3 separate regions of the Homo sapiens genome follow, and regions 2 and 3 are each linked to region 1. The links are chromatin contacts, found by Hi-C or POLR2A ChIA-PET in ENCODE. All regions are on one chromosome and are shown on one strand. Each heading gives the region's core, a stretch centred on a gene start or an enhancer-like site at or near the end of the contact. The rest is flanking DNA. Distances are from core to core; before and after follow the strand shown.

Region 1 (4,429 bases), core at 689-3,188:
ACTCATCCCAGAAGCCTTACTCCCAGTATCTAAAGGTCTATATATTTAGGTGTAAAAAACACACCTGGACCCTAAAAGGCCTTATAGGACCTGGCTCCTAGTTTCCTGTCCAACCTCTCTTAATCAAATGGGCCCTCTAATAAAAAGGGCCTTTTTGTTGCTTCACATACAGGCCAACTTCATTCCTACCTCAAGATCTGCACTGGCTCTTGGTCCTGCCTGGAATATTCTTTCCCCAGAGCTTCCAAGTTAATTCCCTTGTTCCTTCAAATCTCCACTCAAAGATCTCCTCAACGGAGGCTCTAGTACCATGTGGCACATTTCTTATAAAAGTCATAGCTAGAAAAGACGCTGTCTTGCCTCAAATTGTTAAACGTAACAGCAAAACAGGTTTCCTCTTTTCTGTGATTTAACGCAAAAACAAACAAAAACTCCTGGCTAAATTCTGTGACCCGCAGCATCATTTATCTTTAGGTTCTCCTTTAATTCTTATTATTTAACTCTTGATCTTTTACATTCCTTTACAGCTTTATGGTTTGCCTTCATTGCACACCTACAAAAAGTGATTTCTAGGTTAGCTGAGTATATAACCAAGACTTTAACCCACAGCAATCAGCGCCTTTGCACACAGCCACTCCAAAAAAAAATTTTGATGAATATACAAATGAGTGAATAATGAATTGTGATAAGACATCTGGAAAGTTTCAGGGACGTGAGGGAAAAGGGTTTTGCTCCAGTAGACTGACTTCATACCGACACTTTTACGTAAGAATGGCAAGAATTATTGTCAAACGAAAAAATTAACTTCATCGAGCCCAGAGTCCACTTCTCTAATCATAAATGTCATTAAAAAAAAAATCCTTTCAGCCAAACTACAAATGCCAACCATGCTCCCAAGAAATAGAGGAGGTTTTTCTCAGGAGCTGTAGGGAGTGGAAAGGGCAAGACAGGAGTCTGGGGTAACGCGGCTACCGTGTAACAGAGAAAAGAGACGGAGAATCTCAATACCGGAGCTGAGACGCAGCATCAACAAGAGCCTGGGTCCCTGTCCGGCGGTGCGGGGAGAAGGCGGGTCAGCGGGGACCCGAAGTGGCCCAGCTCCCCTAAGAAGAGTGGAGGAAGCAGAAATGGGCTCTCTCACCTCTAACGCCGCCTGGGGGTCCTCGTCGATTAGGGCATCCGAGAAGCTCTGGAAAAACCTGTCAGGAAAACAACGACTTCAGCAGGGCTCACTAGCCAAGGAAAGGGGGATAAAATAAATACCAAAGGGAAAGAAAAACATGCACCTCTGGGATGTTGCAGTTCCTGCTGCAGCCGCCGCCATCCCTCGTAGTCGCTGTTGCTGCCGCCGGAGCTGCTACTATCACGGTTACCACCTCCACCACCGCCCAAGGGGGAAACTTCTGGAGAAACACCAACCGAGCTTCCGTCCTAAATAGCCAGCGAGCAGCCACGCAGCGTGCTGCTAGGGGGACGGGAGGCGACACGCCGGCGCGGGGCCGGCTGGGACAGTGGAGGACCGATTCCTCCCAGCCGCACCCCGGCCCAGGACCCGCGCTCCCAGTCCCCGCCCCTCGCAGCCATGGTTACGGAGGCCTGGGGCGTACACGTTCTTCCTCCCTTCCACCGCGCCCACGCCAGCGGGCACTCCCACGGAGCTTTCAGTAGTACTTTAGAAGCACTTTTGTAACGTACTGTCATCCCTAAGGAACGTGTGGCGGTTAGGGGCGTTTGTATGTCTGTTAATAACGGAAGCTACTTCGAGCTCCCATTTTCCCTAGTTTTTATCATGGCTGCCACAGCTAGCCAAGCCCTTTCGCCTCCATTACGTCTTTAGCGGCTGCGTGGTCTCTTCCGGGAGCAGAGGCCCGGATGACGCGTGGATCCCCGCGATCTTTGGGCTGGGGATTCTAAACGACTGGGACTTGCCGGAAGTCATTCTGCACTAATAGCGGCAAAAAGCCTTCTGGTTCCTGGGGCGACGCGCCCGGCGGCCGTACTATTCACTTCCCCAGAACGCCACAGCCCAGGCTTTCTTCTTAGTGGGCTTCCCAGACCAAGAAGGGAAACCTTTCATCCGAAGGTACTGAGGGGAGGAAGGTGGCCTGAAGTTATCTCAGTGCCGCTTTGTTTCCCACCCCAGTCGGTCAGCCCTTCCTCAGCGCCCTTTAACCCTTGCAGATCGGATGGAGAAAGCTGCCAGCACGTTCTAGGGATGGGGGCAGATTGAGGAGCGGGAGGGAGTAGTCTTTGTCTAACTTTATACCAGTACCAAACTATGTTAATTTAATGTAGTTTTATAATAAATCTTTAAGTCCTGTAACTTATTCTCCCAAGATTGTTTTGGCTTATTCTACGGCCTTTGTATTTCTAGGTGAATTTTGGAATTAGCTTGTTAAAAAGGGGGGGGATTTTTTATTGGGCTCGCATTGAATCTATAGATCTGTTTGGGAAAACTAGTATCTTAACAACAAGTCCTTCAATCCATGAATATCATTCTTCCCCCACCATTTATTTAAGCGGTCTTTAATTTCTCCTGGCAATATTTTGTAGATTGCACATATATCTATATTTTAATGCAGCTGTGCTTGGATAGATTGCAGTATAGAGATCATATATATCTTTCATTAGATTTATTCTTGAGTATTTAGTGTTTTGTATACAATGTTAAATGGCATTTTGACTTTTTTATATTCTACTCGTAAGAATAAACAATATTGATTTTAACATACTGACCTTATATGCAAGCATCTTGCTAAGTTCCCTTGTTATTTGTAATACTCTGTAGATTCTTTCGGAATTTCTGTGATCAAAATCTTGCAATCCACGAATAAAGATGGTTTAACTTCTCTGTAACCTTTATACCTTTTATTTTTATTTATTTTTGCCTTTTGTTGCTGGCTAGTGTTTCCACTATTGAATAAAAACAGTGATAATGGACTTCCTTGTCTTGGTCATAACATCAGGAGGAAAGCATTGAATATCAACTGCTTTTTCTGCCTTTATTGAAATGTTCATTTGTATTTTTTAATGTTACTGTGAATTACCTTGGTTAGTTTTCAAATGTTATCTAAATGGCCAATTGTCCTTCTGGACCCCACTGACTCCAGTTGGGATGGCACTGTAAGAAGAGAGGCAGAGTCAGTGAAGGAGACAAGGTTTATTCAGGATTTACATACAAGGGTGGTCCGGTGGTGGAGGGCTGACCTGGAGAACTGCTACCATTTGTAAAAAGCACGTAGTCTATATAGCATTTTCACTTAGCACTCTCCTTCTAGCAACCTCCATTTAACCCCAAAGGGCCTTGATCTGTACAGCGTAAGATACGGGCCAGGGATGTGGATGTCCTTCATAGATAAGGAGTGAATCTCTGGGTTGGCTGCTCCTGGATTCCTTAGCCCAGGACTCCAAACGTAAGTTCTTCTTAGACCATAGGGTTAGTCTCAGGTATGCTCCGGTTATGGCTCAGCCATACACTAATGTGTGTACACCAGCCTCTGCCATGCACCAATACACATATATGTATGGCCTCTGAAAGGGTGAATTCCAAGACCGCCCTATGGGCCCAACATGAAAAGAAGTTCTATATATTATGGACATTGAAATCAATGAGATACCAAAACTACCACCAGAATGGCTTAAATTAAAAGGACTTCCAATACCAAGCACTGACAAGGATATGTAGCAACTGTATCTTTCATATATTGTTGGTGAGAGTTTAATCATTTTGGAAAACTGTGGTACCGTATGTCTGTTCTTGCATTGCTATAAATGAGACTAGGTAATTTATAAAGAAAAAATGTTTAATTCACTCATGGTTTTGCAGACTGTACGAGAAGCATAGCAGTTTCTACTTTTGCAGAGGCCTCAGGAAGCTTCCAATCACCGCACAAGGCAAAGGTAGAGCAGCCATCTTACATGGCAGGAGCAAGTAGGGTGGGGGTAGGTGCTACACATTTTTAAACAACCAGATCTCACAAGAATTCACTGTTGCAAGGACAGTACCAAGAGAGGTGGTACTTAACCATTCATGAGAAACCCACCCCTATGATCCAGTTACCTCCCACCAGGCCCCACCTCCGACATTGGGGATTGCAATTTGACATGTGATTTGGGTGGGGACACATATCCAAACTATATCAGACACTATCTACTAAAGCTAGTTATACACAGACCATAACCCAATAATTCTACCACTGGGCATATACCCAAGAGTATTTATTATTTATGATCATGTAGAAGAATATTCATTGCAGCATTACCCAAGGTAGCAAAAACTGGAAATAATCTAAATGTCCTTAAATAGGAGAAAAAAATATTACATAGCAATAGGAATGAACGACTACTACACACAACGATATGGATGAAGCTTATATACATAAGTTGTGGTAAAAAAAAAAAAAAGCCAGACGGAGTACATCATGATTGA
Region 2 (4,429 bases), core at 786-3,285, 7.7 Mb before region 1:
GACTCTACCTAAGCTTCTGCAGAGGCCCTGCCCAGAGAATTCTGACTGGCAGGGGCATTCCAAGGTCAACTGTATTAGACTTTACAGAGAACCTACAATCTGGTGCATTTCTTGACAATCCAGATAAGGAGAAAAATAAGACTCACTTCCCTGCCCTGGAAAAGCATAAGAGGCCAGAGAAAACAAAGTCAACACGTGTTCGGGACCTAAAAAATGAGACTAATCTTTCCAAAGGAGGGGGGGTCATGTTGGAAAGCAGTAAAATACTGAGTTTGTAAATGAAAATATTACTAGTGTGAAGGATCAACGCTCAACCTAATGAGAAATGGGGAGAAAGGCAAATGAAAGAGGGATCCAAGATTATTCAGGACACCCTTGTGGGTAAAAAAACTGAAAGAAGAGATTCCTATTGAACAGAAACAAAACTGAAGACAGTGTTTTTAACTCTACAATCTTTTACGCCCATGCTGTTCTGCGAAAAAACTGTAACAACAATAACGCATAAGCGTTAAAGGAACCAGGCCCAGAGCCAGGCCCTCTGTGCTCAACATTCAACTCCACCACTTTCTAGCTATGTCATTTTGGGAAAGTTACTTAACAGCTCTTTGCCTCAGTCTCCTCACCTGTAAAATGGGGTGTATAATAACACAAGTGCCTTTAAAATCAGGAGGGGCTTCTTCAAAGCACAGTTGTGATTATATCCCTCTACTGATCAAAAACTTTATTCACAAAATCAAATCCACATCTTTCACGAACCATATAGATCTTGTGTAGGTTCTGCAAAACAATAAGCGCTTCCCTGTGTCATCTCCAGCAGCTCTGTGCTAGAAAGCCTTTTCCTTACCATCTTTCCAAGTCCACTTTAGGAAAGTAACTCTCCCTCCCATTCCACAGTGCACTCATCTGTTCCTCTGTACGTACGGTTTATCACTATTCCCCCTGGTTTTGTTTGGTCTTTTAATGCCTCACTCTTTCTCCTAAAGCAGTAATTGCAGAGAGCCGTTGCAAATCTTTTTCATCCCCGTTCCTACCCTTCATCCCAGAATGTGCCTGTGCAAGCCTGGGAAAAGCGTTACTGAATTAAACGGGATGATTACAACCGTAATGGCCGCAATTCCAGAAACTGCCTAATTTCGCATAATTTTGTATTGTTTTCAAATCCTGAAAATCTTGACACGAAAGGCCTCTTAAAATCAGAACACCATCCTTTCAAGAAAAGTTCTACCGAGCACCCCCACGAGTTGACATTGCGGTCATTCTTAGCTCCAGAAGTTGTGTGTGTGCCGCGGAAGGCAGATTCACACTGGTCCACACTGTACTTTGAAATAAGGGGTAAGAAGAGGCGGCTCCGGCCGCAGCGCGGGCTGTGCTCTGCTCTGCCCTCAACTTCCTATGGGCCCGCGGGCTCCGGCCGCGTTCGTCCCTCTCCGCCGCACTTCGTTCCCAGCCCTCGCCTCCCGATCCCGCTGCAGAAACACCCCCTCCCCGGAGAAGCCGCGCGGACGGCGCTGCAGGTCCTCCCCGGCGCTCCGGTCGGCCGGGGTCTGGGCCGCCACCCGCCCGGCTCGCGGCCCCCGGCCTCTCCCCAGGCCCGCCGCCCGCCGCCCGGGGCCCAGGCCCGCCGCCCGGGGCCCAGGCCGCCGCCGCCGCCGCCTCCAGGGGACCTAGGGGAACTCGCAGGGCTCCGCGTGGCGCCGGGGGCGGAGCCGGCCCGAAGGGCCCGGGGAGAGGCCGGGGGCGGACGACAGCCTCCGCCTACCCCGACACGCACCCCGCCGCCCCCAACCCAACCTCCCTGGGGCCCCGGCCCGCACCCGCGGCCCGGCAGCCGGCGGGACTCGCCACTTACCAACCCGCCTGGGACAACGCCGCGCCGGCCACCTGGGCCATGGTAGCTGCTTAGGCCGGGGGTGGTGGGGGGCTGGGGTGGGGGTGATGGGGAGGCCTCCTACTTGAGACCCCCCCCCTTAAAAAAAAAAAAAGAAAAGAAAAGAAAAAACTCCTCTGGTCGGCTCTGCAACTGGGCATGCTCAGTGCGGCCGGCGCTTCCGCGTGCGGGTTCCGCTCGCCGCGTTTTCTGAGCGGCCGTAGGGGCCGGCCTGGTGTGGGGCTCCCAGGCTGCGGAGCTCCGGGACCTGATCCACCAAACACCGGCTGGTGGCTGGAGTCAGGACGGTTCAGGGACTTTGCCTCTTCCCCGAAGGCTTTTACTTGTTTTGGGGGGCGCTTTTCTGAGTTGCACACCTTGGAAAGTCGCGAGGAGGTTCTTCGTAGAGCAAAAGTGTGGCGTTTGCAGCGCCCACAGGCGGCCACCTCAGAGAGGGCAGGATAAGGCCTGAGGAGACTGACGGGTTGGCTGCGAGGGAACGCGTCCAGGACCGCGCTAAAAAGGTCACGTTGCGGGCAGCAAAACTCAGAGGTGTCCCCAGCCCATTCTGCACAAAAGTTTACTTTCTTATAAACACTCGTTCCCTTCACCTCGCCTTTTGGTCCGCCCGGACGCAAAGAAAAAATGCAGCTCAAGCTTTTTTGAGTCCCCGCGGGCAGATCGAGTTGCCCCAGTCGGACACCACAGTGAAAATGCCCTGGTCAGCCCAAGAAAACCTGCTTTTAGGGGACATGGGGAAATGGGGCAGTTGTGTCAGTGCTTGTTTTTCCTGTTGCCCTCCCCCTGGGACCATCCGTGTCCTAGCGCGGCCCTGCCACCTTGGCTCTGTACTGCCAGATCTGGCAACCACAGCCGCTTCCCCGCCGATGCCCTTCGCCCGCGCTGTAGAGGGCTGGGGCGCAGGGTGGGTCCCTGAGTGGGCATGCGCGCCGCCGTCGCCCAGCGGCACGGCGGACGCTACCGCGCGATTGGGCGTCCGTGACTCACGCTGGCCAATCAGAGAGGAACAGGCGGAAGGGTACGCGGGCCCAAGAGGCGCTCCCTAAAAGTTTGCTCCACCTTCTTGGTCTTTCACCTCTGCGGCGTCCCGTATTGCGGGGAAAAAGGCTTCTAAGGGGCAGCGTCCCCATCTGCCAGGTCAGGGGAAGAAGACTGTTAGGAACTTAATCCCTATCTCCGCCGCTTGCCGCTGCCCCTGCTTCTAAGGGCATCATCAAAAACAGACTTGGAGCAGAGACTGCGGAACTGGGCAGAGGCGCTCTTGGGATTGGGGAGGAAATTGGCAGTTACGGAAGGAAGGGGATAATTGCCCTGGGTGGAGCTAAAATTCCTTAATACAGATTTTTCTCATTTCAGCTGGGGTATTCCGTTTGGTCTTCCCAAAAGTCATAGTTATAAAATCGCGATGCTTTCGTTAGATGGAATGCTATTGAGATTTGCTCCCAAGTATATTGTTTAGATAATTTTAGATCACAAGTAGCTCCATCCTGTTCGCTGCAATGTGCAGTAGTATGCAGTGTTTAAGTCATACGTATGCTACAGGTATATTTCAATTTATAGTCATCGGCCATCATATACAGGAGCCAGGAATAGATATGCCATTTTAAAGGTAAATAGATGACTCAAAAATAAATTGCCAATAATTTTTATTGGCGGTTAGAATTTTCTGTTACCAATTATTTACATTTTTCAGTTAGTGTAACCTGTTAACTATGAAAATATGTTGTACCAATCATCAGAATTTCTCACTGGTTATAAAGTCATTTGTTCTCACATGTCGTGTGATTCAGTAAGGATTTACCACTGCATGGTCCTTACAATAATAAAGTACTCCACAAAACACTAAATTCTCTTAAAGAATGGGTTTTTTACTGGAGAAATGTGGGACAACATGAGCATCCAAAAAATGGTGACAATAATTGATGAAACACATTGAATTTCTTCGGAGTGCCACCAAAAATGAAGGAGGACAAAATCTTTTCTTTCAGAGCAATACAAGATAGTAAATGTAGAACAAATGATAGAATTAGAAAAATCACAGTTTTCCAAGTCAACCACAATTGATAGAGGAAAATTTATCAGACGATACTAAAAGCCACAGGGTAAAAGACTAGGAGTACAGGATCTTCACATGGTCTCAAAGTTTCAAGCCATAACTTACTTATTACAGAAGGGAAAATGTAGCTTTACCTTTTAAAAAAAAAAATCACTGCCTTAAGAGATCAAAGCTAGAATCACTAATAATGGGACAATCTAATGTATTCTGCTTACTGATGTAATGCAACTAGACATACACATCACTTAAGAAGTATTCTTGCCAAAATGGTTTAACCTGAGTTTAACCAAGCTTGTGGACAGTGGATCCTAAACCAACCCCCACACCCCCAAATCCATTTAGCAATGTCTAGGTTGTCACAATCTGAGGAGGTAGGAGTGTTGTTATGCATCTCATGGGATGCAGCAGGAATGCTGCTAAATATCCTACAAAGCACAGGACATCGCTGAACTCCAAAGAATGATGTGGCCCAGAATGTCAGTAAT
Region 3 (4,429 bases), core at 1,121-3,620, 7.5 Mb after region 1:
TATACCTGTCTAGTGATGGAATTAAATATGTACAAGATGATCTATAAACCGTGAGATATCCTAGGAAGAAACATTATTTAGCAACAAAGATCAGAACTCAAGGTATTATTTTTAATAGGAAAATTAATGTAAGGAGAAAAAACTTGAAATCAATATGTACTTCAATTCAAATTCTGATTAGATGAGAATGAAGATACACTTTCTAAGCAACAAATTACACTTTTTTTTAATTTATTTATTTTTTTGAGAAGGAATTTTTGCTCTGTTGCCCAGGCTGGAGTGCAACGGAGCAATCTCGGCTCACTGCAACCTCCGTCTCCCGGTTTCAAGTGATTCTTCTGCCTCAGCCTCCCAAGTAGCTGGGACTACAGGCGCACACCACCATGACTGGCTGATTTTTGTATTTTTAGTAGAGATGGGGTTTCACCATATTGGCCAGGCTGGTCTCGAACTCTTGACCTCATGATCCACCCACCTCGGCCTCCCAAAGTGCTGAGATTACAGGCGTGAGCCACCATGCCCAGCCCGATCCTGTGATAATTTTCTAATTGTGACTCTGGTTACCCTCCCCTCTAATTCGTACTGCACACTGCCAAACATTTTTTTTTTTCCTGAATAAATATCTGGCATCTCTACCTCACTCAAATCCTCCAAAAAGTTCGTTACTTCCTTGTAAACTAAAGTTAGAATATCTCCGTTTCATGATATGACAATCTGAGTATATGGTCCCCATCTTCATCTACACAGATCTTCTGCTCTAGGTTCTCTCTGTTTTCCACAACACGCCATGCTGATTATATATTTTGAGTCTTGCATTTCTGTTCCATTCCCCATGGTATACACTGTGTCCACCCATCCAAATCCTGTAAGACAAACATTGAGCATTTACCATGCTCCTAGGACAATGGCACCATCTCAAGTCACACCATTTTTTCAAGCTTTTTCCTTCAGTCCGTAAGGGCAATCTCCTCCTTAGTGACTCTCCCCCCAAGTAACATGCTGCTGGAGAGAGAAATGCCTATTTAATCCATCCTTTTAAGTCACACTGAGTTTGGAAATAAGTCAAATGAGTGCCACAGACTAAGGCGAGGGCTGAAGAATGAGAGGTCATGCATTTATTCATCATCTATTTGTTGAGTAATTACCATGCGCCAAACACTATTCTGGGTATGACAGGCAAAGATCCTGTTCTCATGGAATGTGATTCTGTGTGTTGGAAAGACAGAGGTAACCAACTTTGAACATATGAACACAAAATCACTCTACACTGTGAAAAGTGCTTTGAAGAATGTAATACACATCTGTCGTGTTAGCAAATGATCACAAGGGGGCTGTTTTAGGAAGGCCGACAAGAAAGACCTCTTAGATTTAATTGACGAGAACTCAGCCATGTGATAAAACAGTTAAAGCATTAAGAAACCAAAAGTCCTTACATTTTAAGTTTCAACGACTTTCAGGATCACATTTTGAATATGCTTAAGTATTATGAAACTCCCCTAGGAGAAAACACTCCCCAATATGAAACAATAAAGCACAAATAGTGCTTACTGTGAGCTAACCAAAATTGCTGTCTTCACATAAAACGTTTATTGACGGCCAGTTTCACGAGACCCAAATGTGCTCTAAAAGAATACTCCAGTCCAATGACCTCTCCTTCTGTGAGTTTGGGGCTCTCTCGCCTCTTTTGAGAGCTTCATTAAGGACCATCAACCTAAGAGAACACTTTTAAGAGTAGGCAGGGACCAGTCCTACTTTCTGGCCGAGAAAACTGTACAGAAAGTAGACATTCAACTACCTCACGCAGGCTCATGGCTAAAACCAGTTTCACCAAGGGAAGATACAAGGAATTCTTCAGTCTGGGATAAAATGCACCGTCCAAATCTGGGGACACCAAGACAAGATTCCAGGAAAGCCGTGAGAAAGAGATCTAGTCCAGGCAGATTCAGAGTAGTAACTGGCTGAAAGACACTTTGCGTCCCTAAACTAATTCCTCGTCTGCAAACAGATACAACAATGACTCCTGCCTCTCAAAATGTGTGAAGCTCTAACGAGATAGCCGTAAAAGAACTTTAAGAGGCGCACGGAGCGGGATAGGCTCAAGTTACTTAAACTATACTTGTGTTAGGAGGAGCGCAAGTGGGAGACTCGCGAACATTACCTTGACTAGCCACACTCCTGTGTTCTGTTTGGCGCCGGTCAAGTCGAGTTCCCCGCGCTCGGCCATGGGTCTGCAGCCGGTGGAGGCGTGCGGGATGCAGCAGCGACCCCAGGAGCCGCAGGGCTGAGGAGCGGGCGTCCGGAACAAAGGACAAGCCGCGCTGAGAGGCGAAGAGCCGGCGTTCCTTACCTGCCAGAACACTGGGAACCGAGGAAAAGAGGAACACGCCGCCAGGAGCCGGGACTGCGCCTGCGCACTGCTACGTCAGTACGGCGCGCTGTTGCAGACAAACTTTCTGTTTCGGAAATTTCTTGAGTGGGCGTGGCTGTCCGCGATGTCTGCATCTGAGGGATTAAAACGTAGGGTGGGATGAGCTAAAACGTTAGCAATGTATTTAAAGACATGGTCAGCATAACTGAAGAAAAAGATTATCAGAACGGAAAAATGGGGTTCAAAGAGACGAAAGGTGTCAGAACATGTCCAACCCTAGCCAAGGAGAGAGAGACAATATTTGAAGGACAGGGTCAGGGTAGTAAATTGGCGTCCCTGGCCAACGTCATTAGCACAAATGGGCACTGGGATCAAACTTAGTAGCCTTGGGTATATTGAAAACATGCCGTTTCTAGACCTGGAAAAAAAAAAGCCGTGTTTCAGCTCAGAGGCTACCCGAGCTGTTCTGATGAAGCAAGCGGAGCACCTCAGTTTCCAAAACCCGGAAGTCTGTAACGAAACGAACAAGTAAGAGACAAACCTGATCGTTTCCTCCCCTGCTTAAACAGTTTTCTCTTTCTCTTATTGCCTCTAGAATAAAGTTCAATCCTCCTGCTTCAACTGGGCCCTCTCAATTTCATCTCTTTGCACCTCCCACCATCACTCCGCCATGCACCAAACCACATCAAACCCAGCAGACTTCCCTAAACACGTCAGAATCTTCGTCGGTCATTTCAGAGCCTCTGCACACTGGATTCCCTTCCCTTGGAAGCCCTATTTTACCCCTGCCCTCACTCTCACCCCTGTGCTCTGGTTGGCAAACTCCTACTTATGGTTCAAGACCAATGAAAATGTCACTTCCTATGAGATCTTTTATCAACTTCCCCAGAAGAAATTAGTTTTTCTTCACATCACAGTGTGATACTTAGCACTCTGAACTATAATATATATGTTTACATATCTGCCTTTGCTTTCCAGACAATGAACTCCTCCTAGGCGGAAAGAGCTTTATTGAGGTATAATTGACAAATAAAAAATAGTGCTTTATTCATTTTATATCCACAATGTCTAGCACAGTGTTTAACACATTGTCAGGTTTCAGTAGGCTTTGGGTGAAAGAACATTCGCTGAAGAGAAACAAACAGTAAGGTATTGTTAAGAATGGCAAGTAATTTATTGAATCACACATCAGAGCCTTGCACAAAATTGAGGAAATTTTATGTGTGTTCAGCATAGGGCCAGGAAAAGCTGTCAGAACTCTGCTTTTAGCTAGGAAAACTAATAGGAAAGATGGGAGAGACCAGGAGTGTGTTGAAGATGAAAGTTTCAGGCTAGGCTCAGTGGCTCAACCCTGTAACCCTAACTTTGGGAGACTGAGGTGGGAGGATTGTGTCTGCCCAGGAGTTCAAGGCTACAGTAAGTCATGATCGTGCCATGCACTCCAGCCTGGGTGACAGAGCAAGGTCCTGTCTCTAAAAAATAAATACTAAAAACAAAATTTTTTTGGCCAGGCGCAGTGGCTCACACCTGTAATCCCAACACTTTGGGAGACCGAGATGGGAAGATCACTTGAGGCTAGGAGTTCGAGACCAGCCTGGTCAACATAGGAAGAACCCTATCTCTAAAAAAAAAAGAAAAACAAAAAAAAATTTTTTTAAGCAGAAAATGAAGGTTTCTTCTTGTGCAACAACTTGGAAAAGGGCCTTTTTAAAACATATAAAGAGTAAGCAGATTAAGGGAACTGCTCTAAACTTTAATCAAGGAGAAGGAATAAATTGAAATATGAGACCATGGGAGAAGAGAAGCAAAGTCTAGAGCACCCCAGGAATGGACTTTAAAGATTGGAACCCTGGCTTTGGTCTCTGGGTCATGGGAGGCCTTAAAATGTGTACGTGGTGTGGGTATGTGTGTATGTGTGTGTACACAGAGATTGAGAGAGAAAAAAAATGGCTGATGAAAGGGCTAGCGAAGAACGGAAAAGTGGAGATTTTAAAATGATACATAGAAGAAAGAAAAAAACAACGTATTGAGCACCTCTTCCTCGTACGCTGTTGAACAAAG

The links. A loop is a pair of places that touch in the nucleus more often than their neighbours do. ChIA-PET counts read pairs that join two places held with the same protein, here RNA polymerase II (POLR2A). Pooled maps may share reads with other maps.
Region 2: a loop to region 1 is called in a map of B cell, with 22 times the contacts of the local background. The contact joins the promoter of TDRD3 here to the promoter of SUGT1-DT in region 1. A Hi-C loop is called at or near these places in 2 of 168 maps with a recorded cell type or tissue (B cell and CD4-positive, alpha-beta memory T cell) and 8 of 50 pooled maps. POLR2A ChIA-PET finds 5 or more read pairs at or near these places in 2 of 52 experiments (activated B cell and naive thymus-derived CD8-positive, alpha-beta T cell).
Region 3: a loop to region 1 is called in a pooled map, with 5 times the contacts of the local background. The contact joins the promoter of GTF2F2 here to the promoter of SUGT1-DT in region 1. A Hi-C loop is called at or near these places in 3 of 50 pooled maps.

Annotation. Positions count from the first base shown.
Region 1 is chr13:52,649,816-52,654,244 of GRCh38, reverse strand. SUGT1-DT (SUGT1 divergent transcript) reads left to right here and starts at 1,938. Exons shown (of 1, transcript NR_170300.1): 1 at 1,938-2,940. It overlaps SUGT1 (SGT1 assembly cochaperone of MIS12 kinetochore complex), which reads right to left and starts at 1,409. Exons shown (of 13, transcript NM_006704.5): 1 at 1,287-1,409; 2 at 1,142-1,199. The coding sequence starts at 1,324. RefSeq lists enhancers at 929-1,048, 1,158-1,659, 1,769-2,108 and a silencer at 1,409-1,678.
Region 2 is chr13:60,394,826-60,399,254 of GRCh38, reverse strand. TDRD3 (tudor domain containing 3) reads right to left here and starts at 2,035. Exons shown (of 14, transcript NM_001146070.2): 1 at 1,850-2,035. The coding sequence starts at 1,890. RefSeq lists enhancers at 1,184-1,233, 2,114-2,313, 2,163-2,675, 2,384-2,713, 3,044-3,113 and a silencer at 1,404-1,973.
Region 3 is chr13:45,118,451-45,122,879 of GRCh38, reverse strand. GTF2F2 (general transcription factor IIF subunit 2) reads right to left here and starts at 2,370. Exons shown (of 8, transcript NM_004128.3): 1 at 2,159-2,370. The coding sequence starts at 2,224. RefSeq lists enhancers at 1,455-2,096, 2,207-2,336, 2,097-2,740.